Linked DNA regions of Mus musculus: region 2 is linked to region 1. A link is a loop called in an ENCODE intact Hi-C map of the cell type or tissue named here. Cell type or tissue: left cerebral cortex. All regions are shown on one strand. Links, peaks and the distances in the headings refer to the core of each region. The heading gives the core; the rest is flanking DNA. Region 1 overlaps Pptc7 (PTC7 protein phosphatase homolog). Region 2 holds the start of Tctn1 (tectonic family member 1).

The links. A loop is a pair of places that touch in the nucleus more often than their neighbours do. Peaks named below come from ENCODE experiments on the same cell type or tissue, not always from the same donor. Only the 100,000 strongest peaks of a DNase experiment are listed, where the experiment ranks them.
Region 2: a loop joins it to region 1, with 2.4 times the contacts of the local background. A loop is called at or near these places in 12 of 42 quality-filtered maps.

Annotation. Positions count from the first base shown.
Region 1 is chr5:122,316,470-122,332,318 of GRCm38, reverse strand. Pptc7 (PTC7 protein phosphatase homolog) reads right to left here. Exons shown (of 6, transcript NM_177242.4): 4 at 15,085-15,208; 5 at 12,476-12,605; 6 at 8,038-11,503. The coding sequence ends at 11,445. It overlaps Rad9b (RAD9 checkpoint clamp component B), which reads left to right. Exons shown (of 13, transcript NM_001382853.1): 10 at 622-850; 11 at 6,340-6,438; 12 at 6,855-6,968; 13 at 8,095-9,096. The coding sequence ends at 6,923. Among named protein-coding and RNA genes, the nearest start is that of Rad9b, 30 kb to the left of the region's middle. In left cerebral cortex, for the core only: a CTCF peak has its summit at 7,215; DNase peaks (open chromatin) are centred at 4,841, 6,461 and 7,192; H3K27ac peaks cover 2,027 bases.
Region 2 is chr5:122,258,924-122,274,772 of GRCm38, reverse strand. Tctn1 (tectonic family member 1) reads left to right here and starts at 10,313. Exons shown (of 14, transcript NM_001039153.3): 1 at 10,313-10,635; 2 at 13,246-13,366; 3 at 15,808-15,849. The coding sequence starts at 10,404. In left cerebral cortex, for the core only: CTCF peaks have their summits at 3,705 (motif pointing left), 6,654 (motif pointing left), 8,675 (motif pointing left) and 9,400 (motif pointing left); DNase peaks (open chromatin) are centred at 6,646, 10,300 and 10,772; H3K4me3 peaks cover 1,324 bases; H3K27ac peaks cover 657 bases.

The DNA of each region.
Region 1 (15,849 bases), core at 3,074-11,073:
GGCAGCAGGCGCAGCTGAGAGAGCACATGTGGATCCTCAGACAGGGAGTAGAGCTCACTGGGGATGTGGGGAAGCTTTTGAAGCCTCCAAGCCCATCGCTCTGACACCTCCCCCACAGGGCCACACCTTCTACCAACTGAGGACCAACACTCAAACAGACGAGCCTATGGGGATGGTTGTCATTCAAACTACCACAGATCCCATGAGCATAATCCATGCTGATGAGTGCTGGGTTGCTGAACTCAAGTCTGTTCTGGGCATTTCTTTTTGTTTGTTTTTGTTTTTCTTTTTTTCTTTTTTTTTTTTTTTTTTTTTTTGAGACAGGGTTTTTCTGTGTAGCCCTGGCTGTCCTGGAACTCACTCTATAGACCAGGCTGGCCTTGAACTCAGAAATCCGCCTGCTTCTGCCTCCCGAGTGCTGGGATCAAAGGTGTGCGCCACCACGCCTGGCCTGTTCTGGGCATTTCTAATGACTGTGTGTATTAATCTTCACTCTCAACAAGTGCTTCTGTTCATAGACTTCTTAATTCACAGCTCCCATCGCCATCTCACACTCGTCTCTTAGTTACAGGAAATTTATTTCCCAGTAAACAACTCCATCCCATCCCTTTAAATGCCCAGGTCACACCCCATACAGTCCAGTGCCCCGGAGGATAAAAGCAGAGTCAGTCAGACCCCAGAGAGCATCTCTCGAGCAGCGCCCAAAAGACTATTTCCCAAGGATTCTCCTGACAGCAGCTCTGCAGCTGAAACCAAGAGAGCCAGCGCCGGCCAGGATGACATCTTCGAAGTGCCTGAAAGTGTTGTTAGTGACATGGAGGAAGAGCGGAGCCCTTCACACCTCAGGAAGGTAGGATTGCTGTGCTGAGGTGGGCCAGGGCAGCCCAGTGCTCCAGCATCCACCTTGCTAGAGGCCTGGCCTGGCCACCCTGTTTCATGATGGCTTTCTTTCAAGTATATTTACATTCTTTGAGCAAATTCATCTCCTCTCCCCCTTTCTTCCTCCACCCTCCTCTCTGCTCCCTCCTGCTAGTCTTCTTTCTTCCACCCTCTGCTTTCTCGCTTGTATATATATGTCATATGTATTGTGTTATGTGTCTATGTGTGTATGATCCACAAGTGAAACACGCCATGCTTATTTTACTATGATGATGTCCATTTACATTCATTATCTAGCAGATAACATCATTTCATTTCCTTTATGACAAAACAGAATTCCTTTTTTAAAAATAAGTTGTACTTATTTCGTAAGCACTGGTGTTTTGCCTCATGTATGTCTGTGTGAGAGTGTCAGATCTTGGAGTTACAGAGGATCGTGAGCATGTGCTTGCTGGGAATTGTCCTCTGGAAGGACATTCGGTGCTCTTAATCACTAAGCCATCGCTCCAGCCCCCCAAATAAAATCCCATTGCATAGATATCCCAGTTTCTTTATCCACTTACCCGTTGATGGACAGATAATGTAGCTACTGTAAAATACTGCAATAAGAATGGATGTGCAGGTATCTCTTGGGTCTGTTAAAAGTCCTATAGTTGCACAGTCACAAATAGCCAGAAGTGATACAGCTAGGGCATTTAGATGGTGATAGATATTTCTAGGGCTTTTGTTTGTTTTAGAGAGAGTTTTATGTAGCCCAGGTTACAGGCATATGCCACTACATCGGGCTCTTTTTTGGTGTTCAGACAGCATCTCTAGTAGTCCACAGTGCCTTTGAACTATGCAGTCAAGGACAGCCTTAAAGTCCTGATCCTTCTGACTTGTCTCCCTAGTGTAAATTACAAGTGTGCCGCCATGCTCAGCAGATATTCCTAGGCTGAGGGATCTCTGTGCTGATTCATGCCATGGGGCCCGGGTCAATTTACATTCCTACCAGCAGTGTAAAGTTCTTCCTATCTCACCACAATCATCCTTGCTGGCATTTGTGGTGTTTCTTTTTGTTTTAGGTGTGTGTGTGTGTGTGTGTGTGTGTGTGTGTGTGTGTAGTGTGCCTGAGTATATGTATGTGTGTACACCAAACTCATCGTATGCCCCCTTGAGTTCATACATTATAGATACTGGTCCTGTCTGCTACAGACCTGTAGGCTACCCCAATCTGTAGGTTGTCTGTTCATTGAGTCTTGCTCACTTTGCTGTGCAGAGGGTTTTTATTCACACAATACCAGCAGTCAGGTCTTACCTAAACTGCTGGAGTCCCTTCTACAAAACCCTTGGCTGTTCCTATAATTCATGTGTTTATCTGTATTCTCTTCTAATTTCAGTTTCTGTTTATATTAAAGACTTAGAATTTGTGTGTGTGTACACGTGCCACAGCTCACAGTGCAGTGGTCTGGGAAGAAGGCGGAAATCAATTCTCTCCGCCCACTCTGTGAGTCCCTGGGATTGAATCTGGGGCATCCGCTTGACAGCAAGTGGCCTTATCAGTTATAAAAAATGGTATTGTGTATGTATGGCATTGTATGTGTTGTGTGATATGCACACCTGTGCTTGTACCTACACATGCGGGCACATGAAGCTCAGGGCCAATTCTGGGTGCCTTTTTGCTTTAATTAAAAATGTTTGTGAGCCGGGCGGTGGTGGCACACGCCTTTAATCCCAGCACTCGGGAGGCAGAGGCAGGTGGATTTTTGAGTTCGAGGCTAGCCTGATCTACAAAGTGAGTTCCAGGACAGCCAGGGCTATACAGAGAAACCCTGTCTCGAAAAACCAAAAAAAAAAAAAAAAAAAAGTTTGTGGGGTCTGGAGAGATGGCTAAGGGGTTAAATATGCTTAATCTTGCAAGGCACTAGAGCTTTGCTTCCAGGCACTCACAACTGCCTACAACTCCAACTCCGGAGGATGCTGCACTGTCTTCTAGCCCCTTCAGGCAACTGCAGGACTGAGCACATATATTTGCACATGCACACACGGACACACACACATACACATCTTTAGAAAAAAGAATCAGCAACTTACAGCACTAGATTTGTGTGTGCCCATGCCTGCGCTGGGCCTGTGATCCAGGCATTGCCTACTGAGCAACTTCACCAGCCCTCCCGCCATCTTTACTTTTTTTTTTTTTTTAAGATTTTTATTATTATTATATCTAAGTACACTGTAGCTGTCTTCTGACACACCAGAAGAGGGAGTCAGATCTCACTATGGATGGTTGTGAGTCACCATGTGGTTGCTGGGATTTGAACTCAGGATCTCTGGAAGAGCAGTCAGTGCTCTTAACCGCTGAGCCAGCCCCAATCTTTACTTTTTGAGACAAGGTCTTATTGAACCTGAAGTTCATTCCTTCAGTTAAATTGACTGACCAATGAGCTCCAGGGATTGGCCTGTCTCCACCCCCAGCCCTGGGGTAACAGACACTGCCCATATTTTTATCCCAGTGCTGGGATCCAAACTCAGGTTCTTGTGTTTGCACACCAAGCACTTCCTCCATTTATTATTTTTTTCTTTAGCAAATGAGCAGCTGCAAGTTTCCTTACACAAACCCTGCTTCCCTGCTGCTCTCTGCACTCACCACAGGCTGGAAAGCATGCTTTCCACACAACAGCTGTACTGTCTTTCCTGAGTTAACCACCCTAAGTGACTATCTGTATTCCTGCAGTTCTGCAATTTCAAAAGTGTCACAAGCACTCGGGAGGCAGAGGCGGGAGGATCTCAAGAGTTCAAGGCCAGTCTAGACTATATATCAAGTTGCAGGCCTACAGAAGTATTTTGTCAAACCTTGTCTTAAAACTGTTAAAAGCTCCAAGTACAAACTGGGTCACACATGCATCTCCTATAATTAGAATTGTACCCTTAAGGTAAATTCCTCCTAAAAGTTCGATAACTGAACCAAGTGTGCAGGTATTCTTTGAGGTCCTGCCAGTGTGTGCCTGCTGCAGCAGTGAGAGGGACTGACAACTTCCCAAGTCTGCAGACAGCTCGTAGTGCCAAACCTGGAAAAAAAAAAAACAGTGCCAAGTTTATAGTTCAGAAATTTTGTTTACCTTTAAAATATTTTTATTTTCTGTGTGTTTGCCTGCATATACGTATGTGTGTCACGTGTGCACCTGGTGCACACAAAGGTCAAGGGTTAGATCTTGAACTGGAGTTACTAATGGATGTAAGCCCCTATGTGGCTGCTGGGTGCCACACCTGGATCCCCTGCAAGAGCAGCCCTTGCTCTTAACTGCAGAGTCATCTCTCCAGTTCCAGTTGTTTGCTTTTGAGGCAGGGTCTTTCTACATAGCCCTGGCTCTCCTAGAACTCACTATGTAGTCCAGGCTGGCCTCGAACTCACAGATGCACCTGCTCCTTAGTTTTGGGATTAAAAATATTTTGTGTTTATGTGTGTCTGCCACATGTGTGTAGTACCTAGAAATCAGGAGTCAGATCCCCTGGAGCTGGAGTTAAGAGGCAGTTGTGAGCCATCCATCTTGGGTGATGGCAACTGAACTCAGGTGGTAAGAGCTTGTAACTGCTGCAGCATGTCTTCAGTCTTCCTCATCGTGGCTTTAATCTGCATTTCTGATTGCGAGTGCAGTGGCATAGCTCCTGGGAAGCAAACCTGGGTCTTATGGGAGAACAAGCAGCACCCCACCAGCTGCGGCCTCAGCCCTGGCCCTCCTCGTGCGCTCACTGGATACAAAGATGTGCACAACTACACCTTACATTGGATTTCTTTTGTTGGTGGTGGTGGCTTTTTGGCCATGCAAAGCCTTTTTCCTTTACATAGTAAATTTTTTTAATTTTCAAATGATTTTTGAGCTAATTAGAAAGCTCTTCCTACACTAGTTAAGAAATCCACCCTTTCCCTCCTATGTTTACTCGCTGTGCCATCTGGAGTCTCTCTTCATGCACGCTGTAAATTATGGTCTAACTTTATTTTTGCAGCTACCCCAGAAGCCTTTACAATTATAGTCTGCCTTTGCCAGGGCTCTGGTGTCTCCCGTGCCATGTTATAACATGATATACTTGTGTCAGTCTCTGGACCTGCTCTGCTTGACTCTTCAGTGGCTTCTTTGTTCTCTGCCACTTTATCAATGGCTTTCTACAGACTTATCTTTTTCTACTGTGAACATTTACTTGTAACTAAACTTTAGTAACTTGCTGTTAGCCAGCCTCAGATGTTAAGCCCAGGTAGACATCAGGAACAAGGCAGGTGGCAAATAACACTCACCCCAAAGCAAAGTCAGCCAATACCAAAATACTTTAGCCTGAATTCTGCAGCGTCAGAAGATGCCATGAAAATTACTGAGAGCTACTACTCAGGGCCAGACACCTGGATGAGAGGCTGCACTGTCACCTCTAGTCTCAGGACCTTAACCTTGCTCAAGGCCAGACTCCTAAAGCAGCAAGAGACTGCTTGCAGGTGAGCTCAAGGCAGCTGCTGCCCTTTAACAGGTGACTGCAGATTTCACTGCAAGAACAGCACACATGTGCTCTCCAGCTGCAGAGGGCAGTGTGTGCAACGGCTCTCTCAGGGCTAGATAGCAGAGTGCCACTTTGCTTGCTTCTTTCAGGTTACTGCCATGGCCATAGTCTGGCACCTTCCTGCATTCTTAGGCTCATAAATTGCCTTCTTCTATCTCCCAAGTCGGGTAGTCAAGTTTGTATCCTCCCTGACTGGCAACATCAGCTTTGCAACCTGATCCCATCTCTACCTACCTATGTGATGGGTGTTCTAGGGTTCGGTCCATGGTGATGGCTACTGTCCTGCTCACTGCAGCTAATCTGGGGTTAACTGCAGTGAGGGATCAGAAGCTGCAGAAGACATCTCTCCAACCTAGTGCATGTCTTCTGCTACAGGAGACTGCTTCAGGCACAGGACTCATTCTTGGGAAGGGCTGAGGTCAAAAGCTTAAGGTAGGTAAGGAGGAGGATGAGAAGAGTCTATAAGTACAGACAGTTACTTCCCTGTGTCAGAGCAGAGGCAGCAGCTGCAGAGGGCAGAGGACGAGACATCTGAGCATCAGCAACACTAAGGCTCCCCTTTAACAAGGCAGCGGGTTGGGTTAGGGGGTCGTCAGCTTCAGCCTCTGAGGGCAGATATGGGATTGGGACAGGGGAGCCAGCTATTGATCCCCTTTGATTAAAGAGACCCACCGCCTTTCCCAGTCCTGGTGGACATTTTTGTAGCTCCAGGAGAGGTCACAGTAGACTACCATTTATAAAGGTCCTGTCTTGGGCTGGTGATGGCAGAAGAGCTTTGGCCCTAGATGTGTTCAGCAGGTAATGGTGTCCAGGATTCATCACCATCAAAGACAGTGGCAACACATGGCCACATTCTTAAAAGCACCACCAGCTGGAACCTTCAGTGTGCAGGCTTTGTCTTGAGAATAAGCGACACTCTTTTGTTTTCCTTTCTAGTTTTCCTGCATGTTCTTTGGAGCTGTATCTTGTGAACAGCAAGAGTATGCCGGCCACCCCTTGGACAGCCTGGCAGTAGCAAGCGACAGTGAGGAGGACGTGAGTGGCTGAGCACCCATGCTAACGCTCAGTGATAGCCGCGCTGGGCACTTGGCTGCCTGAAGGCCAAGTGGAAATGGAGCAGACTGTCCCAGGATGCCCCAGACTATCAGTGTCACTAAAATCCGTGTGCTACTCGGGGGACAGAGCTGGCAGCATAGGAATGAGCCATCAGGGCTTAGATGCCACTGTTTACTCTGCTGCAGCCTTGACACGTCCTGTGCTGGTCCCTAAAGCAGACTTTCCTCAGCATGGGGCGAGGTGGGGCTTCTGTGCCCGACTGCAGACAGCAGGCATTCCAGTGTATGTGATGGCCTGACAGGTTTTGTTCAGAGTAGAGAAAAGGTTGTGAATAAAGAAACAGTTAACTTTTCATTTTGTGGTCATTTTATATATGATACAATTTTATTTCCCAGCCCTCAGCTGCTCTGGTTCCTGTGCGCTCTGCAGTGGGAGGCAGAAAGCATGCAGTGAAGTCGGTGTGAGTCATCTGCACACAGCAGCCAGAGCTCAGCCTGGAGAGGAACAAGGTAAGGTGGCGGGGGACAAATGCCTGCCCACTGCTCCTCTCAGGTCTAGCTGCTTACGTGTAGATTACGTGCAAACCTGGCACCAAATGCACTTACGTAACAGCTCACGGTGTAGGACGCTCTCACCAAACCTGTGTACAGTCGGTTACAGGCAACAAAAGGAGCCGCTCAGGAACGTGTGCTTGCTGAGTCCTTGGAAAAGCACCAACCTGGAAGGAAGCATCAACCCGGCAGGACTCAGTGCTGCCCACGTGCGTCAGCGGCTTCAGAAGTGAGAGCAGCGTTCTAGCTGAAACCAGAGGGACTGGGTTCTGTAGCTGCTAAGTGAGTCACAGCTACCCACGGGAATCTAATAAAAACCCAACTCCATCCGAAAATGTTCCTCTGTGAATGAAAATGGGCTTTCAAGAAGCTTTTAGTGGAAGCTGGCAATGCCCACCTATCTCAGCCTTGTCCTCTGTCGTAGGCTGAAGATTTAGGAGTCTCATGTTTACACTGATAACTGGATTTCAGACAGTCTTACCGGGCACAGATGGCTGCAGAGCTACTCTGTAGGTCTCCCTGCCGAGGACAAGGCCTGGGCTCACACACTGATGCAGCTCCCAAGCACCTAGATCAGCAGCAGCCTGGCTGCAGCACCAGTCTGCCCAAGACAGTGACACTACGACACTAGCTGCACCCAGAGCTTTGCACTTCCAGTGGAGCACAAGGTGTGCGTGTGTGGTGCTGGGATGGAATCCGGGGCCTTGCACATCCTAGCATAGTGCTCTGCTACCGACCTCCTCCCCCCCAGCAGTGTTTTTGGTAGCTTCTTCACTCAGTACTGTCTGGAAGGCACAACACCCCAGCTACAAAACCCTCTATTTTACACTCAATTGTCAGTCGGTTTTGGTGAATTTCTGAGGAAGGTAAGTAGCTGTTGATAACTAGCCATTCCGGTCCATGCTCAGACAGTAAAGCACCACAGACACAGCTCCGAGGTGCTGGCTCACTGTCAGGCAGACCAAGAATCTGGGAGCTGAGGGTGGGTGTCTCAGTTCCTGTCCATTCAAACCAAAGGAGTGGCAAATAGTATAAATACTATATTTATTAAATATCTTTACAGTTTATTTAAATGTATTTACAGAACTATTCCTGCATAAGTTATATTTCCAACATCGATTCGGGTCATTGCCTCTGGTAGGACGCACGATGATAGTCTCAACAGAAAAGGCAGCGCATCAGTACACACAGACTCAGACTTGCTTCGTCATTTACTCATCGTTGCCACAGACTACCTACTAACAGTTATGTTTTGACATGGACACTGCTTTATTGAGAAGTTCAATTTTGTGATAAATTTACTTTTTTGAAAGAAATAGAATCCAAATGTCTTCTGTTTCATATTATGTTGTTTTATGTTTTTCTTTTCTTTTTTTTTTTTTTTTTTTTTTTGCTATTGCAAATTTTTTTAAATGTAAAACTGTGACAATTTCCAAGAAAGTGAGTGTTACAACTTTGCCAAAGAGAGCTGCTGTACAGTGACACAGAGCCATGAACCTACTCAGACACGCACAGCTTCAGCCAATCTCGCCAATCCCGCCAGCCGCCTCCAAACCACTCCTGCCCTGTTTCCATCTGCTGGCTACTCTATCCAGAACAAAGGCAGCGGCAGCGGCAGCGGTGGAGGGCACTCTCCTGCCTTGGAGCTTATACCCAGTCTCTCCAGACCCAGCCCAACCCAGACACATACCTGGAATGAATTCTCTGTGAGTGAGTAGCCAAGCACACAGATAACTCGGGATACATGACTTGTTCCCCTCACTTCTCTCTGTTTGTAAGACTCTAGCTACTTCATCTCCACTTGATAATTTTATACTTTTTGTGCGCAGGCAGCTTAAGTTCATAGGAAGAAATAAGGTTCTGATATGTTTAGAGTGCACATTTTTAAAACAGAACAAAATAAAAATTTCAAGCATGTGATAAAAATAGTGATTTTTTTATAATACAGTATTGCTTTATAAATATAGATGGAAAAGCTATAAACTTTACTGGTCTTTGGTGCATCCAGAGGGATAAATAATTTGCCATTTGTAAATTAAAACCCAAATTTTCTCTTTTGTTATAAAAGTTCACTCTGTGAGACAAATATGAGTGCTTACATTGCTTGATTTAAAATACAACTCACGCGCACACCAGGTTCCAGATCAGACCTGGCGAGGGGTGTGTGATGGAGCCCCTGGCCTCAGTGAGTGTGAGCAGCGTTTGCTCTGCCTGACCTCTCGACAGTTATAAAATTAAGTGTGTAACAAAAAGGACAGGGAGAAGCAAATGGAATATACGATGTCACCAGTCCACACGCCAGGCCTGAGGAACTGTCACTGAATCCTGACGTCTGCCTCGTGGTTTTCAGTTTACTAGAACAGCCATACTGCCTGTCTGTTTCTTACAATCACTGCTCAGAAAAGTGAGTTGACTAAAAGTAAGTTGTATAAAACACACCAATCTACTTTTACAAACATTGGTTGATGGGCTAAATGAGAGCAGAAAAAAGCCAGTGACTTGACCAGCTCTGCTCTTAGCAGGAATTAAATGTCGGCATTGGAAAATTAATGCAAAATATATCCAGATTGTAAGGCTACAACACCTCTGACCAAGAACTAATTACAAACCACACAGAAGAGCTGAAGTCCTCAGTCCTAGAGTCACACACCCCATCTGGATGCAACCTTACTGTTTTAAACACAGACACTGCAAAGAGTTTGTGCAAAATAAATACCCACCACGTGCCCCTCACGCCCCAGGATCAACAGAGTGCGACATCTCCTTATCCAGTCTCCCTCCATACCAGAGAACTAACTCAGTGTTGTCAGGTTAGGGGAGTTAAGGCATTCTGACATGTAATTAAAGGTGATTCAAAATAGGAATCTAACATTATGCCAATTTAGGAATAGTAGATAAATTACTGAAGAGCTTACAAATGAGTAACTCATTCTCATGAATGAATGCCTGTTACAAGCATGATGCACTGAGAGCACTGACATGTACATGGTACATGGTAAACAGTTTAAATAAAACAGAGACAGCTACTCAAATATACAAACGCACAGACAGACAAAACCTTTTAAAAACAAGTTGAGGTAACCTCAAACACAAGTTCAATGCAGTAACCAGGGAGCCAGTGTCTCCTGCAGAGGAAGGGCTGCACGGCTGCTCACACCATCTTCACACCAGCGTCATCTGACTTGCACAGAAACACGGCTTTAACTTAAGGGTTTCTAAGTATATACGGCTTTTCTACCACCAAGTTAATGAAGGAAAAGAACGGACCCAAAAATATATATATATCTTTACAGCAGTCAATTGTACATAAACCTTAAAAATAAGTTTGCGCTCGCAGGTAATGGGGAAATCTGAGAAGGAACGTTACCTACTGCAAATGGCTATTGGAACTGTAAACATTAAGCTGGACTCAGGGCCCCACACTCAGCTGCGGTCACTGTGAATGTCAGGTCACCACTAGCTTTCCTGTGGGCTCTGGGAGCTGCAGCCACCACACCATCACCTTGAGGACACAGCGCAGGTGGGGCATGCTCTAAGGGTGGGAGGCTCCTGAGGGAAGGAGCAGGCTGTCCACAGCCAACCCCATCCCAAGCTGCAGCTGCACACTCTAGCCCTGGAAGGCCCGTGGCATCTTACAGGCAGCACGGACGACTTCAGCTACAGCATTTGATTCCCAGGCTTTGAGGAGTTCTGAAATTTTGCGTGGTATTTCCATTACTAGATTTTGGTAAGGAGTCTCCTTCCCCTGTCCCTCTCCTGTGGGCCAGGCCTCTAGCCTGTGACCTGGACAAATCAACAGACTGCCACAGCTGCAGTCACAGGGGCACAATTAAGCATCTTTTAAAAAGCACAAAATATCTGCATCCATAGAACAAAAATTTTCTTCCAATTTGTGACCAAAACCGTCCGCTGCTGGGGTTGGGATGTCATGACCCAGCACAGGATAGAGCAGGACTGTGGGCTCCTGGCAAACAGAAAACACAAAGCCCCAGCAGTCCTCGCAGAGCCTGCGCCTGGGGGACACAGGGCTTCTCCTGGGATGATCCGCGTGTTTTTTGGCCGAGGTGCCGCTATTTACTACTTGTTGAATGTTAACATCCCTTTAACACACTGACATTTTGAGTTCACTTTACCAACATTACTTCTTTTCAAAACTTCAACTGCTTTTGAAAAGTAAAAGACTTTGAAAACCTCCAGGAGAAGGGAGAGGTCACCTCGCTTTTTCTCTCAGTGGGTCACCAGTGGGTACGGGCTAGCGGGTGACAGCAGTGGTTCTCAACAAGGATCTTGATGGGTCTCAAACATGGGCCAGAGCATCCATCATTGGCCACTGAGATCAGTGGCAAAGAAATGTGGTCCTGCCAGCAGGATCAGCACATGTGGCAGGGAGAAGTCGGGAGACAGGGGAAAGGCAGGAGTCACCAGTGTGGCCCATCAGTCCGTGTACTCAGCCACTATTGAGAGGAGGACGGTGATGTCATCTGGCTTTCCACCTAAAACACAGATGACACTTATCAGTGTGCTTGAAGGAAAAGTCAATCAGAGATGTGGCTCACGTAAGCACTGAAGACAAGAGCTCTGTGGGTTTGCTCTGCTGATGCTCCAGACTGGAGAGTCAAAGCTGCAAGCTCCAGTGTGGGGAGGATCAGGAATTCAACGTCACGCTCAGCTACAGAGAGTTTAAACTGAGCCAGTGTTACCCGATGCCATCTCCCAAAGCTAAAGTAAACAAGGCCCAGTTATACAGCACCAAGGCCAGGCCACGGCGGTGCAACCTACAAGCTCTGTACTTGATGGGCCGAGGCAGGAGGGTCAGCACATACTTGAGTTGTCTACAACCTTGTGATTTAACTGAAGCTTAAACCCACCCTGCCGCTTTCCTACTCGGTGGCTGTGGTCGGCCCACAGCATCACATGAGTAAGTGCAGGACGGCTACAGCCCAGCACTCACATACCGCACTGGCCTAATTTGGACAAACATGTCCAGTGTTTGGAAACTCAGAATAGCCTGTATTCTAATCTGCCAAGAAGCTATGGCATGTGCTTTCCTCTGTTTTAACATTTCCTCAGCCCAGATGTGCTCAGCATGTCATAATATTACCCTAGCAAACGCTGGGCAGCCCTAGACAGTTCTGATGCCAATGTCATCCAGCCAGGACGGGCCTGATCCCCCAGTCACACCAGGAAGTAGACCAATGGCAGGGTCGTACAACTTCCCTCTGCAGACTGCTGCAGCAGTTTGGACTCAGCCACTCAGGAGGCAGAACTTAGCTGCTGGGGATGTGGCCCTGGGTAAGCAGGGCACTGTGGAGTAAAGGGCTTCAGGTTCCATGCTCTCTCAGGCAGTCAAGGTCGGTTCTGAAGGGCGGCTCAGGAAAAATGAGCCGCCACCCTCCGACCTTGCTAAGAGGACACACACCTACACATTTTCACCCAGAACTCAGAACCTTCCAGAGAATGCTTACCTCTCACATTTAATCCATTGTCACATGCAAACTGTGCAAAAGGTGACATATAATTTGGGTCATAGGCCAGCTCATGCGCTTGCTCAGCAATGCTTCTTGCAGTCCGCTGTATACTCTCATAATTTGAATTCTAAAATGAAGGATGGAGTTATTTTTACCACGGTGCCTCATGTGAGCTCTGCATAAGAACACTTGATGCAGGCAGCACTGTAGGCAGCTGCCACGCACACTCCAGTAAAAGTCTGCTTGACAGGCTGAGAAGCCTGGAAGCACTTGAGGAAAAGAGTTTCACGGAAACTCACCTCCTGGAGCTTTGGCGTTCTCATTAACCCATATACATACCCTATTCCCACGTTAGTCTGGTGTATGGATCCCTGCGCTCTCTTTTAGCATTATATTATTTTAAGTGCCTTTTAAGATTGAATTCTGACGTAACCAGAGCCTTCGCCAGTGTTCCAAGGTCCCAGAAGCAACTGAGCTTGGAATCCGGCAGGAATGCAGTAAGGAAGTTACCTATTCAGTAACTAAGCATTACAAAAAACGGAGCCAGCAGCTCAGAGCTGGTCTGCAAAGTATTTACTAAGGACAATAACAAATCTCACCCAAACAAGGGAATACCATAATAGAGCTAGGGAATCCCACTGAGACTTAGATCTTCCCTACAGCCAGGTATAGCAAGCTTCATATTAGAAGCAAGTTGGTAAATTCTTCTAAAGACCCAGGAAATAGGGGGATTGTGGTATTGCAGTATTCATGAGAAGGCCTGCTAGTGCAGAACCCCTGGTGGTGGGCTTAACAATAGACTAGCTTTACACCTGGCTCCCTTCATAGTGGCAGCAGCCTGGTCCCCGCCTTCTTTTGATGTATACATTCCTTTTGTATTTCATCACTGTAACTTGGTGGATCGTATTTTGCCTGGTTTCTTGTTATTCTTCGGTATAAAAAGTTTGATGCTCAACATGACAAAATACATTCAGATTCTACACAATCTCACGTGTTGGTCTGTCTGTCACCCGCCAACTCCTTGCCCATCTGCACCCAGAGACCCGCTCCACGCAGACAAAGGGACCCAGATGGTCTGCGGCAGGCAGCACACTCACCTGAACACTCCCCCAGCACTTAGGTTTATCCAGTGAGAAAAGACATGGAGACAGCACTACGGGGACCAAGCCCGTCAGATCAAGGCCCTGCCTGAACCTTTGGTTGAAATGGCTCCACATTTTTAATTAAGATTTTCATTTTTGGTCTTCCATTTGAAATTTTTGAGGTATTCTTGCTAAAATGGGATGGTCTGAAAAGGTGGGTTTGGGCCACATTTTCATGGTGCCTCAGAAGTCCCCATGTTTGGGAAAACACCTAGCTAGCCATATTAGCTTTTTTCAAGTAAGAGGTGCTCTGGTGCTGGCTATGCTGAGACTGGCCTGCAGGCTTTGTATGCCATAGCAGACTCTTGCTTTGCTGTGCGTTCTCTGACCATGCCCTGTCCTAGCTACTTCCACTTCCTCATCTATAAAATGGGCGCTGGAGGACAAGCCTCTGCTCAGCCCTGCCATCAAAGGTTCTACATCTTTCAACCAGCAGAGGGCTAGGACAGCTGGAGGCATGGCTCCAGAGATCAACAGTACTGGTGTCCTTGCAGAGGACCCAGGTTTGGTTCCTAGCATCCACAAGACTGTTCACGTCAGTTCCAGGGGATCCAACACTCTCTTCTTGCCTCCATAGGCAACACTCATACACATAATATTTTTAAAAAGCAAAGTTCATAAAGAAAATGAAAAGCCAACAGGTCTGTGCGTCTAGGCCGCCTCCTCACAGGGGCCTTCCCTAGCCAATCTAAGATAGGAGTCCCCTTTATTTCTAACCCTGCTCACTTGCCAGCAGCCTATATTGTGTATCTATCTCCTCCCCAGCCGTTCTCCTCTGCACTGGAAGCCCCGGAGGGTGGGCCGAGTGCTTCCTGCTGACGGCTGTCAGCACACAGTGCCCCAGTACAAGCGACCACCACAGGGCAGGCACGGTGCTAGGACTTCCTCCCCATGGTGTTGGTTACTCTTCCCTGCCACCCTGAAGGGGAAGACTTTTTCTTCTTCCCAGTTCACAGGCAAGGAGGCACTGCTTGGACAGTAGAAGAAACACCCCAAGCCAGAATGGCAAGGTGCCAGAGAAGAAGGCCAGGTCTGCCAGCCAGAACTTTCTCTGGGCTAAGAGAATCTGGAAAGCCCAGCTTCTGGTCCTGCCACCTTTTGTGGTAGAGGCCAAACTCTCCCTCAGTGATAGCTCTAGTCAACACCCACACTCCTTGCTGCCTGGTCTCACTTCTGACCTCCCAGCCTCAGCAACCGCAGGGTGTGTGGTGACAGGAAAAGGAGAGAGGCATAAGCAGGTGCATAAGATACGAGGAAACAAAGCAACTTCCGACTCCCCTGGACCACCCTATGAGGAAGGCTGAGCCAAGGGCTCCCCCAGTTCTCCTCTAATGTTCCCAATTGTAATCGCCTGGGATAGTATACCCATCATTTTGTGAAGTTCAAAAAACAGTCTTTTCCAAACCAACATAGGGACAGGGCACTGGGCAGAGCGGCAGCTCCCAGGGCCTCCAGGCTCCTTACCTTCAGTTTTTTCAGCTCCTGGAGGATCATGTAATCAGGCATGTTGTCAAAGAGCCCATCTGTTGCTGTCAGGATGATATCTCCTAACTGGACATCGAAAGATGTGCTATCAGCAGCGTCTGGGCTGTGGCAAGGACAGAGGAGGAACAGCAAGGTGAAGGAAGCCCTGCAGGTATGTGCCAAAGGCCCTGCTACCTGCATTTTACAATGTCAGGAGGCTTTAAATATGGCCTCAACTAAGGAAGCTGGGCTAGCGAGCGAGTCAGCAGACAAGGGGAAGACCAGCAAGCCTGCTCACTTGAGTTCTCCCATCCTAAGCACCCACAAGTGAGAGAACTGACTGCCACCAGTGTCCTGTGACCTCCATGCTCCAGCTGGGGCATTAACCCCGCCTCACAACATGAAGTCATACCAAAATGTCAATCCTGAGAAAACTAGCTGACAGCATCATCTGTATGTTTCAAAGGCTCAACAAAAGCCATTGAGTAAAGCTGAGTCCAGGCCAAGAGACCAGTCACGCATGGCACATGGATCAAGAGGAAGGCTCTCTCCTGAGGCAGGTCTAACCTCCACTATGTGCAAGGGAGTGTTCCTGTCCAGTCTGCAGTCTCTGATCCCAGCCTCTCCCACCCACACCACTACGCCCCTTCTGGCTCTCAGGAGGCTAGCCGCCCGCAGAGAACATGAGCGCCCAGAGAGGCTCTAGCACAGTTAAGGGCTGTGTATCTCCCACCCTGACATGGAACGCTTCAAGAAACTAGCTAA
Region 2 (15,849 bases), core at 3,615-11,614, 58 kb after region 1:
TCTGTCCTGACCTTCAGACACGTGCGTTACGTGGACACCTGTGGATTCCTGGTCCCTGTAGTAACCCAGCCCAGGTCTGGCAAAATCAGTTTGATCCCGAGAGGTTGTTTCTGACCAAGCTGGGTCTCCTTTGAAATTTGAACATCAATGTTAGTGCTTAGATTTCTAGTGTCCTGATTTGGACGTCAATGTTAGCAGTACTGCCACTCCACAAAACCCCTCGTGTTCACTGATGTTTCTCTTTTTGGAGAGCTTCCAGAGGCCGACTTTGGGAGCCTAAAATAACACGTAAAGGTCAGTTGTTGTTTTTTTGTTTTTTTAAAAATACAATCCAGGGGGGTTGGTGGGATGGCTCAGTGGGTAAGAGCGCCCGACTGCTCTTCCGAAGGTCCAGAGTTCAAATCCCAGCAACCACATGGTGGCTCACAACCATCCACAACAAGATCTGACTCCCTCTTCTGGAGTGTCTGAAGACAGCTACAGTGTACTTACATATATTAATAAAATAAATCTTTAAAAAAAAATACAATCCAGGTCTGGGGTTTAAAGGTAATTTAACTGTGAGTTAGGATTCTGGGACTGGGTGGTTTGAGATAGCTAAAATTGTTCTGCTAGGTTTTAACTGGTAACTACCTAAGGACCTAAATTTTTGGATTGAAGAAACCATTCATTCCCACCTCCTCTTCCTACTCTAAACTATGAAAACTGTCCTCAGGTTGTACAGTGGGTCTCCTGGGTGGGTCTAGGTGCTCCCTTCTCTGACCAATAAAAGGTCTGCTCTTGCTATTAAGGCAGATCTGCATTTATTTACCTCTGCCAGTTTAATTCTTACTTTGCGGATCCCAGGGGTCAAACTCAGGTTATCAGGCTTGGCCCCAGTCTTATTTACTGAGCTATCTCACCCGCCCTACCCGTCTCCGCAGCCCCCACCCCCCATCCTTTTTGGATGATGCTGGGGATTGAACTCATGGCCTCCTGAAAGCTATGCAAATGCTATCCGTGTACTACTCCAGCCCTTTCTGCCTAAACATAAACGAATTAATTAAAAACTTGAGATTTAAGAAATGAAAAGGGTCAGATGAGCAGCTGGTATCGAAAGTCTTTAATCTCGGCACTCTGGAGGCAGAGGCGGGCAGATTTCTGAGTTCAAGACCAGCCTGGACTACGGAGCAAGTTCCAAGACAGTTAAAGCTACACAGAAAAAATCCTGTCTGAAACCCCTGCTCCCAAAATAGACTAGTGAAAGTAGTGAGTGTTTCCTTGACTTTTGCCATGAAGCAGAAGATGAAATCCCAAAGGTGAGCTGAGAGAGAAGTGGGAGAGGCTGAGCACTAGAGCCTCAGGCTGGTGGAGACAGGTTTGCTCCAGATGTCTGGGAGGACATGATATGCTCTGGGGACAGACAAAATAAATAAATAAATAAATAAAACTGTCCCTGTCACCTGCCAGAAAGAAGCCAGAAGCTGAGAGAGCAGCCACCCAGGCTGGAGAAGCAGATGTTCAGGCTTGAACTGAAATCTTGGGAGACAGCCTCGGCAGGTGTGAGAGGGAGGGGGGAAGCTTTGCAAGGTGCTCCGAGAGGTTTTAAGAGAAAAGAACAACCCACAAGTTTAAGGAACCCAAGAAAAGCTGAGGTAACCATTTAATTAAGTCAGTGGGAAGAAAATATTATTACTCTTTTTTTTTTCCAGTGATTCAGGGAGGTTAGTCATCTCTTTGGGAAGATCTAAACTGGAAGCTGGGTTTGTGTGGCTCATGCCTGTAATTCTACTCTCTGGAGGCTGAAGTAATGAAGATCAAAAGTTCAAGACCAGAGCTAAGAAACGGCTCAGCATCCAAATGCACTTCCTGATAAACCTGATGACCTGGGTTTAATCCTGGGACCTGCAAGTTGTCCTCTGGTCTCCGTATCTGCACTATGGCACATGCGTGCGAACACACACCCACACACACATGCACGTACGAGGCCAGCCTGGTCTACAGAGTGAGTTCCAGGACAGCCAAGGCTACACAGAGAAACCCTGTCTCGAAAAAAAAAAACACAATAAAAATAATAATAATAATTCAAGGTAGTCTAAGCTACAGTAGAGAGACTTTACATCAAAACAAAATCAAGTTAGTTTGCTCCTTGACTTCTTATACACATTTCACAAAATGAAGAGACAAAGGAAAAAGAGAATACATTCCAGGCAGGAAATTTTTAATCCTTTAAAATTTGTATCTATGATTGTGAGTGTGTATAATGCATGTGTGGGGGTGCATTGTGGGGTGCATGTGTGTGAGTGCCCATGTGGAGGTGCACTGTGGGGGTACACTGTGAGGTGCAAGTGTGGGGACACATGTGGGGTTGGTTCTTTCCACCTCTATGAGGATCCCAGGGATCTAATTCCCATTGTGGAGCTTGTCCACCAAGCTCTTCCCAGTCAGCCATCTCAAATGCTCTTTTATTAAAAACATTATTTAGCCAGGAGTGGTGGCGCACACCATTAATCCCAGCACTCAGGAGGCAGAGGCAGGTGGATTTCTGAGTTTGAGGCCAGCCTGGTCTACAAAGTGAGTTCCAGGACAGCCAGGGCTACACAGAGAAACCCTGTCTTCAAAAACAAACAAACAAACAAACAAACAAAAACCCCATTATTTATTGTTTAGCACATTCACACACCCAGAGGGTGTGCACATATGCATTCACATGGGAGTTTGTGTGTGTGTTCATTTTCTCCATCCTCCATGTGGGTTTTAGGAATTGGATTCAGGCCATCAGTCAAGTGTCACCCTACTGAGCAATCTTGCTGGCCCACAATTGGTTTTTTGTGTCCAGGTTTCATTATATAGTGCTGGCTGGCATTGAATTCTCCATACAGACTGCCCTTGCCTCAGGCTTACAGAGATCTGCCTGCCTCTGCCTCTGCCTCTCTAGTAAAAGGTCTGTGCTACTACATCCAGCATAAACCTTTTCTTAAAATTACATTTGTTTGTTTGTTTGTTTAGCACATGCGTATGTGATGTCATGCTTATGATGTCAGAGGAGAACTTGGAGTGTTTATTTAGCACATGCGTCTGTGATGTCATGCTTATGATGTCAGAGGAGAACTTGGAGTGGATTCTCTCGTTCCATCTTTGGTTGGTTGGTTTGCTTTGTTTTTGGAAACGGTTTCTTTGTGTCCTGGAGCTCACTCTGTAGACCAGGCTGGCCTTGAACTCATAGATCCGCCTGCCTCTGCCTCCCGAGTGCTGGGATTAAAGGCGTGCGCCACCACTGTGTGGCTCATTCTATATATGGGTCCCAGGGATTGCCATCAAGTCAGCAATCTTGAAAGCAAGCACCTTTCTTTACCCATGGAGCCATCCCACCAGCCCTAATTGTTTGTTTTAAAGATCAAACCTCAGAGCTGGGAATGTGGCTCAGTGGTAGCACACACTTATCTAACATATATAAGGCCCTTGTTTCAACCCCTGTTACCTACCTTGCCCCCACTCCACTGTAAAAGAGAAAAGGAGAAAGAAAGGGTAGAAGGAAGGAAGAAAAGCCATGGTTTGAGAGACATTTCTTGTTTCTCTTTTGTTGGGCCTTTAAAAACAGCTGTTTTAGGGGTTGTAGAGATAGCTCAGTGATTAAGAGCACTGACTGCTCTTCCACAGATCTGGAGTTCAACTCCCAGCAACCACATGGTGGCTCACAACCAGTAATGGGATCTCATGCCCCCTACTGGTGTGTCTGACATCAATGACAACGAACTCTCATATATAAAATGTGTAAATCTTAAGAACAAAAACCCAAATATTTTGGATTTATTTTATTTCTACAAATACAAGAGTTTGCCTGCGTGCATGTGTGCCAAGTGTGGGCCCGGTACCCAAATAGATCAGAAGGCATAAGATCTACATGATCCCCAGGAACTGGAGTCACAGATGGTTATGAACAGCCACGTGGGTGCTGAGAACTGAACCTGGGTCCTCTCTGTGATGAACAAAATGCTCTTAACCACTGAGTCATCTCTCTGGTCCCTTTGGGTTTTTTTGCTTTGTGGTTTGGTTGGTTTTGGAGACAGGATCTCACTCTGTATCTCAAACTGGCCTGGACCTCACTATGTAGCCCTGGCTAGCCTCAAACTCACAGCAATCCTCATCTCAGCCTTCTGAATGCTGGAAGAGAAAAATGTTCATAAAGCAGGAAGTCAAGAAAGAGTTCCTATCTAGGGACTAAGGGAAGAGATGGGTCCGGGGCTAAGGGATCTCGCTGGCTTTTTCAGAAGACCCCAGCTCAGTTCCCAGCACTTATATTAATAACTCCAACTCCAGGGATCAGGCACATGTGCACAAAGAAGGAACTCACATCTAGAATACACAACTAACTACACATTAATAAAAACCACCAACAACAAAAATCTAAATACCCACAAGACAACTTGGAAAAGAAAATCCTTGTATCCAATAACTAGGAAGAGACATTCACTCCCGGGGTGTCCACAGAGAGACGCCCACAGTATAGAGGCTAGCTCCAGCGGCACGGGGGAGAACCAAGACTTCTGTGTCACATGGAGAATGGGAACTGAGGAGAAGGCTATATAGCATAAGGACCAGAGTTCGAGTCTCAGAACCTACATAATCAAAGCTAGATACCCAGATGTGGTGGCACGTTGTGTTGTAATTCCTGAGATAGGCAGACTCCTGGGCCTCACTAACCTGCCAGCCTCGCCTGCTCTGCAAGCACTAGGTCAGTGAGAGACCCAACCCTGTCTCAAATAACAAGATGGAACCCATGCACATGAACATGCACATGTGTACACATGCACTCTCAAGCGCGCACACACACAGAAATTGAGAACTTTTCAATGTCCTGGAGGAAACTGGGCGTGTTGGCTCATACCTCAAACCACAACACTGAGGAGACTGAGGCAGGAGGATTGCTGTGAGTTTGAGGCTGGCCTGGACTATCTAGTGTCCTGTCGCAGTTTTTTTTTGGAGATTAAAACCTTCTATTTTGGAGGGAAATGCCTTAAAACACAGGATGTTAAGTAGAAGGTATAACAGTAGGATATTTAAAAATGGTGTGTGTGTATATATGTGTGTGTGCTGTCTTTGAGTCATTTCTGCTTCTGTACGTAATCCCTCATCCATATTCCTATAATTAACTGCAATAAAACTCATTGGTTCACCAAGTTGGACTTCTGTCTGTCACTTGTGGCCTTCCAACCTAGGGTGATGGGAAGTTCAGTCTGTCACTGGTTCCTTCCCTGCGTAGGGTGAGTGCATGTTTATTCATGAATCCCTGCTTACAGTCTCAGAGGACACACAGGGAAAAGCCTGTCTCCAAGTAGGGTGTGGGTGTGGGTGTGGGTGGGTGTGAGGGGGCCAAAAGTTCAGTGCAAAAACGAGGAAGCAAACCTTGTTGAGGTTGGGCAAGATGAGGAAACTTCTTCTATAGGTCATCTGGGGGTCACAGAAAGAATTTGGCCTATTTGAGGTGTGGAGTGATGGACGTCGGGGAGATGTCACGTGGTTTTCTTTTTGGTCCTTGCCTCTGTTTGCACGACCCAGAGATTGTCCTTCACATCTAAGTCAATGGCACTGGAAAGCAATTCTCAAATCCTGCCCTTTCCTTCACCTCCCCAGTCCCGTTCTTTGTCAGTTAATTACCAGGGACAACAGGAGAGTGAGAAGCCAGAATGTCATACATGACTCACACAAACGCACCTCAGAAAGGGATTCAACTTGCCAAAGCCCAAACAGCTAATGTGGTGAAGCCTGCCAGGTGTGGTGGCGAAGACCTTCGATCCCAGTTCTCCAGAGGCAGAGGCAGACGAAGCTCTGGGAGTCTGAGGCCAGCCTAGTCTACATAGTAAGTTCCCAGACATCTAATCCAGGGCTATGGCAAGAGACCGTGTCTCCTAAAAACAAAACAAAACCCCAAAAACCCGGCAAAAGTCATAGTAAATAATGTCCTTTGCAGATAATGTTTATTGTATGCGGGAGGGGGGGAGCATTTTAGTTTTGAGGAAGAACACCAGTTAAGGCTCTGACTTGAACTAACATTGCTCAACTGAATAATTTTCTGGGTGACCCTTCATCTTCCCTGAAAGAAGACTCTAGAGCCCTTGTCCATGGTAAGTTTCTTGTTTGTTTGTTTGTTTGTTTGTTTTTTGAGGCAGGGTCTCTCTGTATAGCCCTGGCTGTCCTGGAACTCACTCTGTAGACCAGGCTGGTCTCGAACTTAGAAACCTGCCTGCCTCTGCCTTCCAAGTGCTGAGATTAAAGGCATGTGCCACCATGCCTGGCTCCATGGTAAGTTCTAAGTGTCTTTAAAACTCTTTATTTCTTCTATACTGGGGGCAGGGGGAGGCAAGTATGTGGCGGTCAGAGAACAACTTGTGGGATTCCATTCTTGATTTCCAACTTGTGGGTCCTAGGGCCAGAACTCTCTGGTTGTCAGGCCTGGCGAGAAGCACTTTGACCCACTGGGTCATTTCCCTGACCATTAAGTGTTTTGTTTTGTTTTGTTTTGTTTTTGCTTTGATTCGATCTCACTGGTTCTCCTATTAGGTGCTCAGTTAACATTTGCTAAATAAACAGGAGCTAATGAAAAAAAAAATGTTTCTCTTCCCCTTGGAGGTGACTAATTTTAATGACAAACGCTGCCACCTTCAGGTCGAAGGTGGAAGTGTAAGGTTCAGAACAGCAAACTGTGGTAACCTGTCAACTACATTCAAAGGCAATATTACATTTTTCTCTAGTTTTACACAGACTCTAATCAGCCGGCACCTGTCCTTTCCATCAACAACAAGGCCACACTTCCTCAAAAAAAGACCACACCCCCTAAGAGTGTCACTCCCTGTGGGCTCCCAAGCGCTTGGATTAAAGGCATGTGCCACCACTGCCTGGCTTAGTAATGCATTTTATGATTTATTTTAAGGATTGATTATGTATACGTGTGTGTATGTGTGTGTGCATATGCACATGTGAATGCAGGTACCAAAAGAGGAAGTCCAGTTACCCAGATCTAGACTTACAGACAGTTGTGAGTCACCTGGAGTAGGTTATAGGAAACAAATTCAGGTCTTCTACAAGGGCAGTAAGCCTTCTTAACCTCTGAGTCATCTCTCCAGCCTCTATTTTACATTTAATTCTATCTATTCTTTTGTTTTTATTTTGTTTTTGTTTTTCTGAGACAGGGTTTCTCTGTGTAGCCCTGGCTGTCCTGGAACTCACTTTGTAGACCAGGCTGACCTGGAACTCAGAAATCCACCTGCCTCTGCCTCCCAAGTGCTGGGCTTAAAGGCGTGCGCCACCACTTCCCAGCTCTGTTTATTCTTTCCAGTAAACTTGGGGTTATAGGTAATGTGCATGTGTTGTAACACGGGCTGCAGCAGCAGTGCCGACTGAAGAGGCCCCATGGAGCTTCAAGAAGAGGTGACCGAAAGAGGAACTTCCTGCAGGTCCCCCAAACAACAGTGAAAACATGTTTACATCACAGAACTCCAAACAGATGTCGGGAAGGCAAGAGCAACAGATCTCAAAGGGGTGTGTGTGGGGGGGTAAGGGTAGCTTAATTCCATTTTGAAGCCCGATTTCCATCCCATGTAGACCTTTAACCTTGCTAGGCAGCTGAAGCTGACTTTGAACCCCTGATCTTCCTGCCCGCCATCATCTCCGGAGTACTAGAATCACATTCCCTTCCTTCCTGCTGTTTTTCTCTCAGACAAGATCTTTCTATGTAGCTCAGGGTGGCCTTGAACTTGGGGCTGTTTCCCTGCTGAGTGTTTCAAGTATCTACTACACCTGGCCTCAGACTGTGTGCTTTGGTAACTGCAAAGTCAGTGGGTCAGCGCACGTCAGTTGATGGGATATTAAGAGCCAATTTAGGTTGAAGGTGCACACACCTGCAGTTCTGACACTAGGGGAGGCTGGCCAGGAAGGGGCAGAGGATACACAGTAAGACTTTGTCTAAAAAAAACCAACAACAACAACAAAAAACCAAGGCTGGAACCTGCCTTGGTATGGTGCCTTGGTATGGTGCCGTTGGTATGGTGCTTGTCTCGGATGCATGAGGCGCTAGGTTGGATCTCCAGGGTCATCTGTACTGGGTACAGCGATAGGCACCCTGCATCCCACCCACTTGGGAGGAAGGAGAGGGAAGACCGGAAGTTCAAAGTCATTCTTATTTACATAGTGAGTTTGAAGCCAGCTTGGGCTACAGGAGACACCCTGACTTGAAACAAACAAACAAACAAACAAACAAACAAATTTACCTGACAAGGAGACACCACCGCAAGCCTGTCAAGTTAGCCACAAACAAAAATGGAAGTGGAGTTGATCATGCCTAACCTCCCAGTGTTTCAAGAGCATCCAAAACTGGAGTTGTCAGACTCTATTGGTGGGGAAAGAACACTGGGGAGTGGCTCTGGAGAAAGGTTGGGCGGTTTCTTATAAACTTACACACAAGACCATAGAATGTACTTCTAGGAAGGGTATCCAAGAGAAATGCAAATACAGGTCTACTTAAAGTCTAGTATACCTGTTAGAACGGCTTTCATTAAAAACCACTGAGGGGCTGGCGAGATGGCTCAGCCAGTAGGAGCACTGACTGCTCTTCCAAAAGTCCTGTGTTCAAATCCCACCAACCACATGGTGGCTCACAACCACCCATAATGAGATCTGATGCCCTCTACTGGAGCATCTGAAGACAGCTACAGTGTACTTACATATAATAATAAATCAATCTTTAAAAACCACTGAAAACTAAAACCAAACCAAATTCTACACCCAGTAAACTTGTTACTTGTTGCCAACAAAAATGTTGACTGGGAAGAAACTCCAGCATAGGTGACTACTATATTGCTTATATTCATATATTCAGTTTTGAATAATGGAAGCGTCACATTTAGATGTGTGCTTTTATTTGGGTGCACACACTCATGCAGGTGCCCCCAGGGACCAGAGGACCGGTTTATATCCTTTAGAGCTGGAGTAACACAGGTGAGAAGCCACCATGCTGGTGCTGAGAACTAAACCCTGGTCTTCTCCAAGCAGCAAGGGCTCCTAATGGCTGAGTCATCTCTCTAGCCCCTAGATGGACTCAGTGAATTATGATGGAAAGAAAGAAAGAAAGAAACTAACAAATGAGTCCCCACTGTCCCCTAAGGCTTTCGAAATGTATGAGCAGATAACAGTCTACACCTTGAAGTCAAATGTCAGAAAATTACATTGAGGCTTGAGACTGGATAAAAGGATTTTGAGAACTTTTCACAGAATGATTTGAAGCACAGGGCTGTAAGACTTAAGGAAGGGCTGGAGAGATGGCTCAGCGGTTAAGAGCTTGGGCTGCTCTTCCAGAGGTCCTGAGTTCAATTCCCAGCAACCACTTGGTGGCTCATGTCATGTCTATGACTGTCTCATGGGATCTGATGCCCTCTGCTGGTGTACATACATACAGACACAACACCATATACAAAAAACAAAACAAAACAAAACATAACTAACCCTTAAAAAATACCTGAGAGACAGAGGCAGGTGGTTCTCCGAGTTCGAGGCCAGACTGGTCCACAGAGTGCATTCTGGGACAGTCAGGTCTACAGAGAGAAACCCTGTCTCAAATTCCTCCCCCATCCTCCCCCTACCAGTAAACACACACACACACACACACACACACACACACACACACACACACACACGATGAGAAGAACATTCCAAATGATATAATCATAAAGGCAGATATGGAGGTTGGATGCGGTGGTGCATGCCTGGCATGAGGCACTGACATAGGGCTGCCTTGGGTTCGAGATTAGTCAGGCACAGAGAGATCCCGTCTAAAAGAACCAAAAAGTTAAGAATTCTTTTGTTTCTCTTATCATAAATAAATCCGTGGACAGAAGTGCTCTGGCGACCTCCTGCGATGTATCCAAAGGCAAAGAAAGTAAAGAAAGTGTTACATGGGGTAAGAAATTCAATGTAACTTAAAGGAACCAAGTCACTTCTAAACATGCGCTGCGGGTCTTTTATTAGAAATACTCTCTTCTAGGCTCTGCCCTAGTCTTGACTGACTCCGAATTCTGTGAGGCTATAGCTGGGAATCTACATTTTTAAAAAAAAAAAAAAAAACAACCACGCAGCACCCAAAGTGTCACAACAGAAGTTTACATCTTCCGATTTTCTGAGGGCTCCTTAGAAAGAGCTGTCTCATACCCCGCCCCCACCGGCCCCGCCCCTCCTCTCCGATTCCGCCCAGGCCCCGCCTATAGCCTCGCCCAGCTCCCGCCCCATTCGCGGGTCTGACTTCAGGCCCCACCTTCTTCCGCAGACCAGTTTGGCCTCGCGAGCCCTTTCCCGTGATACCTAGCGCTAGGCTGTGACTGTTGCCCGGGCAACAGACGGGCCTAGCTCCCCGGCGCGGGCTACTCTGCTAGGCCATGGGGTCGCGGGGTCTCCCGCCGCTCCTGCTGGTGCTCCTAAACTGCTACACCTCTTCGAGCACCCAGGTCATTGCCATCCCGGCTGCGGCCACCCCAGCAGTGACGAAGGAGGATCTCAATTCCACCAAGGCCACCCCCACCACTCTGCAGCCCTCCCTGTCGCCTAGGACCCCGGGAACTCCCAGGGCACCGGAGCGCTCTGGCCCCAGGCCTACCCCGGTCACGGACGGTGGGTACAAAGGGGTGACCCCCCTGGAGCGGGTACACCAGCTCAAAGTTACCCCCTTCTCAGCCTCCCTGTCGTTACCCTCAGGGGGAGATCGGATCTCTGGCACACAAATGCGGAGGGCGGGGCTCAGTTACTCCCTTTTCCGCATCATTGCAGACGGCTGCAGTGGGGTACTAGATAGAAACCTACAGAATGAGTTGAAGGCAGTACTGGTAGAAGAAAGAGTGCTAAGTGGATCTTCGTCCTCTCCACGCAGACACACGGACATGGGCATCCCAGTTGTGTCTAGATTACTGAGAGCCCAGCAGATATTTTCAGGGTGATTAAGTGCGTTTTAGACATTTTTTACCAGCTAAATGGAGTTATTAAACACACCTGTTTCATCCGTATCTACTTACCGCTCGGAATTTGAAGCTTTGGCAACAATTCGTGGTTGTAAATTTAAACACATGAGGTAGTGGACTTAATTGCTCTCTCCCTTTTACCCATCCCAGTGAAGGGAGTATGGCGTTCTTTTAGTGAGTACGCGCAGTTGTCCATGGCTAGAGAGGACCTAGTCAAGGAGGAGCTAATTTGTCTTTCGGACTAAGAAAGCATTTTTCATTTATCAATAAAACTCCCCTTTCCCTTCGTGCCTTTCCAGAGCGTTATACCACTTTCGGGGGGAATTTTTTCTAAATCTTAAAAAAGTATTTTAAATTGTGTGTGCATATTTGTATATGTTTGTGAGGATGGGGTGGATATATATTGGCGCCCTTGGAGAACCGAAGTGGGGAGCTGGAGTTTGTTTGAGAGCTGGCTGACTTGGGTCCTGGGAACAGAAGTTAGGTCCTGTATACAAGCAGTATGTGCTTTTAACTCCTGAGCCATCTCCCCAGCCTGTTCTAGAACCATTCCAGTCTCCTGCCTTCGCCTTCTTTCCTAACTTTGTTCCTGACAGGTTTGCTAAGTGACCCAGACTGGCCTGTAACCTGACATCTTCCTGACTCTGCCTCCCAGTTGCTGAGATTCCCAGGTGTGGGCCTCCCAGCCTGCCTCCCATCTCTAGAGCTTGTTTTTTTGTTTTGGTTTTTTTTTTTTTGTAAATTTTGAAACCATTCATTCATACAAATAAGAATGCTATGACATCCCGTCAGCATTTGGCTAAAATTCTTTGTTTGAAGCCTGAGATTATTGCCCCTCTTCCCCAAAAGGAAACCAAACATTACAGTTAAGATGCAGCCCAGGGGGCTGGAGAGATGGCTCAGTGGTTAAGAACACTGACTGCGCTTCCAGAGGTCCTGAGTTCAAATCCCAGCATCTACATGGGTGGCTCATAGCCATCTGTAATGAGATCTGGTGCCCTCTTCTGGTGTGTCTGAAGACAGCTACAGTGTAACTCATATAAATAAATAAATTAAAAAAAAATCAAGCCAGGTTGTGCAGGTGGTACACTCTTTAATCCTGGGGAGGGGTGGGGGAATCTCTGAGTGTGAGGCCAGCCTGATCTACAAAGTGAGTTCCAGTCAGGGCTACACAGAGAATTCCTGTCTCAAAGAAAAACAACAAGAAACAAACAAACAAACAGATTCAGTGACACCTTAGCTGGGGAAAGGCAGGAACCATGGTGGAAGGCACCTGTGACCCAAAGTAGCCTCTGCTTCAGGAAGCAAAGAGCAAACAACCAAAATTGCCAAAGCCCTGGATGCATTATTTCCTCTCTCCTCACAGTAGTCTGTGCCATGAATTCAGTTTGTTATCTTTGTGCTATATATTGTTTCTTGTTGTTGTATGTTGTGGTTTTTTTTGAGATTATCTTATCTATCTGTATGCCATATACGTGCCCCGTACCTTCAGAGGCCAGAAGAGGGCATGAGATCCCCTGGAGCCAGAGTTAGAGATGGTTGTGAGCGGTCCTGTGGGTTGTGGACACCGAAGTTAGATCCTCTGCAGGAGCAGCCAGTGCTCTATCGCGATCACCCCGCCTCTTTAGCCCTCTGTTGTTTCTTTGAGAGGGTTTTCTCCATTGACAGAGATAGAATGAGCAGGGTAGTAAAGACAGTAGTAAACTGAGCCAGTCTATCGCGTGCTCAGTACTCTGCGAGGAAGCTCTCCCTTCTGCTCTCGTGGAGGTTCTCTGCCTGATCGATGCGAGTCCTGAAGACTCAGTCACAGTGGCTGTCAGGGTGGCTGAGGTCTGAGTTGCTGTCTGGGTGGGGGTGGGGGGATGTCCCTGCCTTTCCTCCATGTTGTTGTTGTATCCTGTCATAAATGCATTACCTTATATTGTAAAATTTTAAATTACAAAAGGACATCATAAGCCAAATTAGGAACATTTGATTATTGGTCAGGATCTTACGACTTTGAGTTCAGCAACCGGCTGCATGTGAGGAAAGGGACAAGGCTGCCAACAGTCCTTCCTTGGAATCTGCTCTGAAGGAGACGTGTAGACCCCTGCAGCCACCTTAGGGAGACACTGGGGTGGGGTACTCAAAGTGACTTGTGTCCATGAGCGACTTTTCCCCCAGTAGGAACCAGACACCGTTGTGACATTGATTTCTGGCATCCCTTGGTGGCAGGGAGCAGTAACATCTCACTCACCCTCTGAACCCTCACTGACCTGTCTCGTAGTTGCTGCTCTGTGTGTCTGCGACCTGCTTCCGGCACAGTGTGATGTCAACTGCTGTTGCGACCCTGACTGCAGCCCTGCAGATTTCAGCATCTTCTCTGCCTGCTCAGTCCCAGTTGTCACGTAAGCATACGACATTGTCACGTAAGCATACGACAGGGAGGTTTGATGGCCGTTTGGCCAGGATGATAAAATGTGGGGACAGGAATCATGTTCCACACTCCTCAGAAGCCCTGTGGGCAAAACCCTGTGTTGTCAGAAGCAGTCACTTGTCCCGTGCAGCTGCTCAACAGTGTGGGTGATGGAGGGACACGTGTGTGTTGCCTCTAGAGTGTTATGAAGTTTGGAAATTAATATTTGAGCTGTGCACAGATAATGTGTCACCTCTTTGTACCTGTGAAATAGTCTCATGGCAGTGTGTGTGTGTGTATGTATGTATATATATAGATAGATAGATAGTGTATGTGTGCATGTATGCATGGGTGTGCTTGTCTTTGCATGCATGCATGTTGGCCTGTGGAAAGCATGGGTCTGTTCATTTATTGCTTTCCACCTTCATTTTTGAGATGGGGTCTCTCACTGAATGTAGAAATCATCCCCCTAGCCTACCCCCGATCCCCGGTTGACAGATGGCTAGCATCCTCTTGTCTCCTCCCCTGCCCGGTGCCCTGTTGCAGATACACATCAGAGCCTGGGCTTGGTTTGCTTTTGAAATCCATGCTGGATATCATGCTTCTTTAAAATCACCCTTCAGAAGCAAGTACGTTCCCCACTAGGCTGCGTCCCCAGCCCCTGTTCCTGCTAGGCCGCCTCCCCTGCCCCTGTCCCCACTAGGCTGCCTCCCCAGCCCCCGAATCAGCTCTCTCTGGGGACTTGAATTAGTCAGGGTGCTTTGTGTGCGTCTCTTTGGATGTAAGCGAAGCAAGGCTTCTCAGTTCCCAGTGCATGGGAAATGGCAGAGGTGGAATTCTCACGCAAGTACAAGTCGAAGATGTGATCAGCTCTGAGTGATCTCGGCTTGTTTGTCAGAGGTTTTTGTAACACAAAACAAAACAGCCCTTTAAGAAAGGTTTAAGCTCTCAGGATGGGACCAGCAGATGGAGCTGACTGAAATGCAGGACAGCCACCTAGCATGCTTAGTCCTTTTGGAAACACAATGGACTCTTCCCAGGAGAAACCATTTTATCAGCCTAATGGGGCAACTGAATTTCCTCCAGCATTGTGAAATAGCCTGGAGAGCAGGTGCTAGCGGGGTCCCTTCCTGGCCTCCAAGACCAGAGCGTGTTTAGCCTTCCCTGAAAATCAGTCCGCTTGTCTTGAAACTGCAAGCGAGCCCTGACAGCCCTGAGAGAATGGCGGCTTTTGAATTGAGTGCCATTTATTAAATTGAATATTTTTTTAAGACAGGGTTTCACTGTATAGCCCTGGTTGTCCTAGAACTTATATATAGACCAGGTTGGCCTCAAACTCAGAGATCCACTTAGCTCTGCCTCCCAAGTGCTGGGATTAAAGGTGTGCACCATTGCACCACCACGGCCTGGACACCCATACAACTTTTAAGAGCTTCCTGTTGGCTGAGGGAGATGAGTGAGTGAGCCAGGGCCTGAGGAACACCAGGGAATGAGGTCGCCTCAGCTAGGCCAGGGAAGGCCTTCCTGAAAAGATGGTCTGAGCTGTCCTGTATGAAGGTTACCCACAAGTTATGCAGCAGAAGAGAGGAGGGCAAGGTGGCTCAGTGGGTAAAGGCGCTTCTTGCTAGCCTGAGTTTAATCTTGAGGGCCTACATAAGAGGAGAACTGACCCTTGTAAATTGTCCTCTGACTTCCACACGTGTGGGATGGAAAAAAGTCACACACACACACACACACACACACACACACACACAATAAAAATACTCAAAGCAAACTTCCTAGTATGTTTTTATATTTATTTTTTTATGTGTATTTGTATGTGTGTGTGTGTGTGTGTGTGTGCACTCATGCACATCTGTGTGTATCTGTGTGTGTCATGGGCAGCACCATACATGCAGTGCCTACAGAAGAGAGCATCAAAGCCCCTGGGACTGGAGTTACAGGTATGAGCTGCTTGCTGTGTGTTCTGGGAACCGAGCCTAGGTTCTCTGTGACAGCAGTAAATGCTTAGCCACCGAGCCGTCTTTCCAGCTCCCAGAATGTCATGATCTCAATGGAAAGTGTTCTGCACTTTACTCCACACCCAGCAGGCTTCCCTTAAACAGTGTTGTTGTTGTTGTATTTTCCGAGTTAGGGTCTCACTGTATGGCACTGACTAATGTGGAACTTGCTGTATAGATCTGAACTCCTAGACTCACTTGTCCGGACCACCCTGGTGCTGGGATTAAAGCCGTGCACTGCCACAGCAGACAGAATCAAAGCCTCAGGACCACCCTCGTACCCGCAAGTAAAGCCACATGGAGTCTCTGCTGACCTGACACCTTCATCAGTGTCCCTTAGTCGTATTTCTGTAGTGAAGGCATCTGAGAAATGTAGGGTGATCTGGCTTAGATTGTGGACTGAAAACTTGCTGTTGCTTTCTTTGACTTTCAGGGGTGACAGGCAGTTTTGTAGTCAGAAGGCAGCCTTCTACTC